Regions from separate parts of the Homo sapiens genome. Here region 2 is linked to region 1. A link is an interaction called in ENCODE POLR2A ChIA-PET data of the cell type or tissue named here. Cell type or tissue: PC-9. All regions are shown on one strand. Links, peaks and the distances in the headings refer to the core of each region. The heading gives the core; the rest is flanking DNA. Region 1 overlaps EXOSC7 (exosome component 7). Region 2 overlaps KIF15 (kinesin family member 15).

Evidence for each region. Peaks named below come from ENCODE experiments on the same cell type or tissue, not always from the same donor. Only the 100,000 strongest peaks of a DNase experiment are listed, where the experiment ranks them.
Region 2: POLR2A ChIA-PET joins it to region 1 with 6 read pairs; 4 of 35 experiments call an interaction of 5 or more read pairs at or near these places.

Annotation. Positions count from the first base shown.
Region 1 is chr3:44,979,943-44,982,862 of GRCh38, forward strand. The region is part of intron 1 of EXOSC7 (exosome component 7); the gene reads left to right. Among named protein-coding and RNA genes, the nearest start is that of EXOSC7, 5.2 kb to the left of the region's middle. In PC-9, for the core only: no CTCF peak of the experiment used is centred there; a DNase peak (open chromatin) is centred at 1,539; H3K27ac peaks cover 2,150 bases.
Region 2 is chr3:44,809,753-44,812,672 of GRCh38, forward strand. KIF15 (kinesin family member 15) reads left to right here. Exons shown (of 35, transcript NM_020242.3): 17 at 1,094-1,291; 18 at 2,430-2,537. Among named protein-coding and RNA genes, the nearest start is that of KIF15, 49 kb to the left of the region's middle. In PC-9, for the core only: no CTCF peak of the experiment used is centred there; no DNase peak of the experiment used is centred there.

The sequences.
Region 1 (2,920 bases), core at 125-2,624:
ATGGGGGGGGTTTCAGGGAACCAATAAGAGATGTTGAGGAGCCCCAAGACAACTACTGGGAGTGGCTACTGCCCCTATTCCAAAGGGGCCAGGGGAGGAAACAGTATTACCACATTTCAGTGATAGCTGGAACTGTGGAGGAAGGGCTGCCCAACATAAGTCATAGTCTTCGATAGATGCAGGCACTATCAGAAATGTGGCCACTAGATTGGGGGTGAGGGGCACCCTCTGATCTGGTATCTTCCACTGGACAAACCCAACCAGAAGCCAGCAAAGGGAGTCTAGGTGATACAATTTGAGTCAACCTGGTGAACAGATCCCCTCTCCCAGGGGAGAACAGAGAATCAAAAAGGTGGATTAAATCGGTATTTTGATAAATAATTTGATTGGTTTCTGTTAGGTTCTCTTTCAGTCTTTGAAGGCTATATCCCATTCTTATTAGGTACATATTATAATTTTTATTTCATTGAATATTTACAACAGTTCTGAAGGTAAATGTTATCTCTATAGATGAGGAACTGAGCTCGGGCAGGTTGAGTCGCTTGTCAAGGTGACACAGTAATTGAGTGGTGGCACTGGGATTTAAATCCAGACCTGTCTGATTGCAAAGCCCATACTTGACTCTGAGGCCACCTTCCTGCTGCAGTGAAAGTCATTTCTTCCATTTCCTCAGTAGGGATCCAGAGATCAAGGCAGGAGAGAATCTTTGCTTCCTCTACCTCCTTTTCTTTCCCCCTTTCTCTAAAAGCTTGTGGGGAAACTGGAAGGGAAAGAGAAAGTTCTAATTGACACCTCCCACTCCCCAGTTTTTCTAGAGCTTAAATAGTATATGGCATATACTGCTGTATTGTTTTGGTTGCATTTTTCCCACATTGAGTATAAGTTCCTTTAGAACCCTATATTGCATTTCTTTGTATAGCTTTTGTCTTACTAGTATCATAAACGATTTACTCTGCCCATACCATGCAGAACTTGGAGCAGACTTCAGAATTTTTAGAATCTAGGATTTATCCTCTTTTCTGGCTTACTGGGCTAGATGTGTGTTTTCCTCATCCATGAGAAGCCATTGCTAACCTCCCTCTTAGCCCAGGGATTCTGAAGCCTTGAAGTGCATTTTACTCACCTACAAAATACAGATTCTGAGGCTTTACCCCAACATTCTGAATCAGACTCTCTGGGGCTGGGGCCTGAGAATGGACATTATCATAAAGTGTTGGGAAATTTGGGGGCAGCCACCAGACATTGGCCCATGGGTAAGCCACTGACCAGAGATAAAGAAATCTCTGCTCTCTCCTGCTGAAGTCATATGGTTTCCTGCCTCTTTTTGAATGAGGCTTTGGAGTCAGACTGAGCAGGCACCTTCACCATTTACAATAAGTGGTTTTACTTGCATAACTGAACCTGCTTCCCTTGTGTAAAATGGGGACTTATGCACCTGGAAGTAGAATGGGGTTATGAGGAATGATGAGATAAGAGATGTCAAGCACTTGGGCTGTGGTTAACACAGAAAAAATGCTGGCTCCCTTTCAAGTTTGTTTTTCCATCAGAAGTGTGACTTTGTCTTAAACCATCCACACTAGATCCCCAGCCTTCATAGTGACCTCATTAAAGATTCAGCCTGTGGCTCCTGAGAATTAAACCTCTTTTGATTTGAAGGAATCGGGATTTTTCAATTATCTCAAGAAAAGGGATAGGCCAGGTGCAGTGGCTCACACCTGTAATCCCAGCCCTTTGGGAGGCTGAGGTGGGAGGATCACCAGAGGCCAGGAGTTGGCATCCAGTCTGGGCAACATAGCAACACCCTATCTCTAAAAAAAATTAGGTGTGTGGTGGTGTGTGCCTGTAGGCCTAGCTGCTTGGGAGGCTGAGGCCAGAGGATCGCTTGAGCCCAGGAGTTGGAGATTTCACTCCAGCCTGGGTGACAGAGAGATACTCTGTCTCTTAAAAGAAAGAAAAAGAAAAAAGAGAAGGGGGATCTGTGGCAAGAGCTGGAAAGTCCCCAGACAGCTCTGAGGTACCGCCTCTCATGGGCTCCGTGGATTATCTCATGGCCTGTGTGGCTGTCTGTCTTTATCTCTAGTGACATCTCTGCTTTTCTCTGCCAAGATTTATCCCTTCTCTGCAGCCACTTGCTGTCCAGCTTCCCTTCTTTGTAGAATCTGCCTCTGCCCAATACCTTTACTTTCGTGTGGCCTCTCTGGGCTCCTCCATATCATGACCTGTCAGCTCCTCTTTAACTCCTTTCTTCTCTCAAGTGTTTCTCAGATCAGAGACCAGATTGCAATGAGAGAATCAGTTTGGTCTGGTAGTATTTCACGCCAAAAAGAGTTGGTCACCCTTTGGATTATATGCCTTTGGTTCAGGCACCTACCCCTGGTCCTGGCTGTTGGGGATGGATGGTGACTGTTATGTGGCCTTTACAGGGCTTTAGGCACAATAAAGCTTTCCCAGGTTCAGCCTACTGAGTGCTATGGCTATGACCTGGACATTAAACTGGCCCTCATAGGTTCAGACCTGGCCATGGCAATTGACGAACCCTACCACAGGGCTCTTGGAACCCTGTGAAAGCCATTTTATTGTATGTTCTTGGCTGTTGAAGGGAGTTGTAGCCCAGCTGATGGCTTCCATTTCTTTTCTGTGGATCTTGCTTTCATCATAAGCATTGTTTAGGGGTATAGCATGGAAGAGGGAGATCAGGGCCTCAGCCTGGTTTTCAACTATGAGATTGAGCAGTCAGTATTCGGTTGCTCAGTCTGGCCATGACAGAATTGGAGCCAGCCCTCAGGACTCTTGATTTTTAGCTCTCTGCCCTTTCTGTTTACAGACCCATGGCACAGAAAGCCTTATGCCCAGACACTGCAGGATGCAGAGTTATGGAGCCATATCCTTTCAGAGGAATGCCTGGCTACTCAACAGGGTT
Region 2 (2,920 bases), core at 240-2,739, 170 kb before region 1:
AAAATTTCCACAGAAAGATTATTCTATTTCTGGGCGGGGTGTGGTGTCTCACGCCTGTAATTCTAGCACTTTGGGAGGCCAAAGCGGGCAGATCACTTGAGGCCAGGAGTTGGAGACCAGCCTGGCCAACATGGTGAAACCCCATCTCTACTAAAACTACAAAAATTAACCAGGCATGGTGGTGTGTGCCTGTAGTCCCAGCTACTTGGGAGGCTGAGGCAGGAGAATTGCTTGAACCTGGGAGGCAGAGGTTGTGGTGAGCCAAGATTACACCACTGCACTCCAGCCTGGGCAACAGAACAAGACTGTGTCTCAAAAAATAATAATAATTCTATTTCTGGACTTTGTATTTCCTCCCAGTGTTCTATTTGAATGTACATAAGCTAATGTACTGTTTTAATATAATGTACTGTAATGTAATGTACTATTTTAATGACCATACTCCCATACCCCTATGTATTTTTATATCAGATGGGGAAGTCTTCCTAATTTGTTCTTTTTATTTTTATTTTTTTGAGAGACAGGGTCTCAGTCTGTCACTCAGGCTGGAGTGCAATGGTGTGATAATAGCTCACTGCAACCTAGAACACCTGGGCTCTGGGGATCCTCCTGCCTCAGCTTCCCAAGTAGCTGGGACTACAGGCCTGGGACACCATGCCCAGCTAATTAAAATGATTTTTTTTTTTGGTAGAGACAGGATCTCACTATGTTGCCCAGCCTGGTCTTGGACTCCTGGCCTCAAGTGATCCTCCCCTTCTCAGCCTCCCACGGTGTTGGGATTATAGCCATGAACCACCATGCCTGGCTTGTTCTTTTTAATTGTCTTGTCTCTTCTTGTACATTTATTCTTTGTATGAAAATAGATATCAGCTCATTAAGTTTATTTTTAAAAATTGTATTAGAATTTTGCTTGGGACTGCATTGAATTGATAAATTTATTTCCACTTGGGCATTTTTGTACTGTGTCTCAAGGGTACTTTTTCCTTTCTTTTCATGAATAGTATTTCAATTTTATCCTCTCTATTCACAAAATTATTAAATATGCCCTTTTTAAATATGTGCTAATGTTTTCCATAATCATTTTTTGCTGCAGATTATAACTACACCAACCAAGGCCTACCAACTTCATTCCCGACCAGTACCAAAATTAAGCCCTGAAATGGGAAGCTTTGGCTCTCTATACACTCAGAATTCTAGCATATTAGATAATGATATATTAAATGAGCCAGTTCCTCCTGAGATGAATGAACAAGCTTTTGAGGCCATTTCTGAAGAGCTTAGAACAGTGCAGGTAATGTTTTGTTCTAGAAAAAATAAATAACTGGACATCCATTTAAATACATTTGCTTTGTTATTTTAATTCCCTATAAGTTACAGTGTTCAAAAGTGCTTAGTATTAAAATCATATCTTTTTAAGTGTGGGTTTATAATCATTCCTAGATTGGAAATCAGCCCACTCTTGCTTTTTGTCTCTACTTTACAATCTTTAGCAAGTCATTCTCCATGGGTTTTTGTTCCTTAGTGTATAAAATGACCAGTTGGCCACTAGCTCCAAGTTCCAGAACTGGTTTATATAGCAAAGTGCTGTATCTGCTAAAAAAAGTTAAAAGAGGCCGGGTGCGGTGGCTCACGCCTGTAATCCCAGCACTTTGGGAGGCTGAGGCAGGCATATCACGTGAGATCAAGAGTTTGAGACTAGCCTGACCAACATGGTGAAACCCCGTCTCTACTAAATAGACAAAATTAGCCGGGTGTGGTGGTACATGCCTGTAATCCCAGCTACTCGGGAGGCTGAGGCAGGAGAATTGCTTGAACCCGGGAGGCGGAGGTTGCAGTGAGCCGAGATCGCGCCACTGCACTCTAGCCTGGGCAACAAGAGTGAAACTCTGTCTCAAAAAAAAAGAAAGTTAAAAGAATCTTATTATAGATCAAATTTTAGACAGTTTTTAATATATTTGAAATAATGTGAAATTTGATTATTCCAGAATTTTTATGGTTTGTTAATTTTTTAAAAAGGTTTTCTACTGTCCAGTAAAAGTTGGAGTGGGCCAGACCACCCCAAACCCCAGTATTTTGTCCTTTCCAGGCCATGGAGGTAACCGCTTGCAGCCCTGAGGAAGCTTCTTAGAAGTCTCAAGATGGCTCTGTCATGTAATCCAGGATTTTAATTTTAATCACTTCTTTCCTTTGTATTTCAAAGTGTCTACTTTAATGGACCACAAGTGTAAATCTGAAACATTAGCAATCATTTAGTATATAACCTTTTGATGATGTTTTCTGGCTCCAAACAGGCCTTTGATACCTTTGTTCATATGAGGTTTTGAATTTGTTTTGTTTTGTTTTGTTGTCTCTTTAATGCAGACGAAATGGTGGAATGTTTGAGAATTCCATTAAAATAAATTTTGATGACTGAAGTTTTTGTGTTGCAGGAACAAATGAGTGCTCTTCAAGCCAAACTGGATGAAGAAGAGCATAAAAACCTAAAGCTTCAGCAGCATGTTGACAAACTGGAACATCATTCTACCCAAATGCAGGAGGTGAGACCAAGAGCACAGCCTCAGAAAATGTATGAAGTACCCTCAAATGTTACCTTGAGGAAACATCCTCAAGGATCCTCAAACATCCTTGAGTATGCATGAAACATATTCAGAGAGTATCACAGAAAGAAAATGTTGTCACATGGCCTTAGTGAAGGCTTATTTGAGCTGTATTCTCTACCTTGTTACTTAGCATGCTGCTCTGATAATGAGACAGGCATGCATAGTCTAAACCTGGCTGACTTAGTCAATAATGCAAATGGATCCCTTGCTATGTGTTTAGAAGAAACCAAGATGGACTGTCCATGGCTTCATAGTTGTTAATCATCTTTACTGTAGTTCATGGGGACAGCCAATTTTCTTCTGGTCAGAGACGTTAAAGC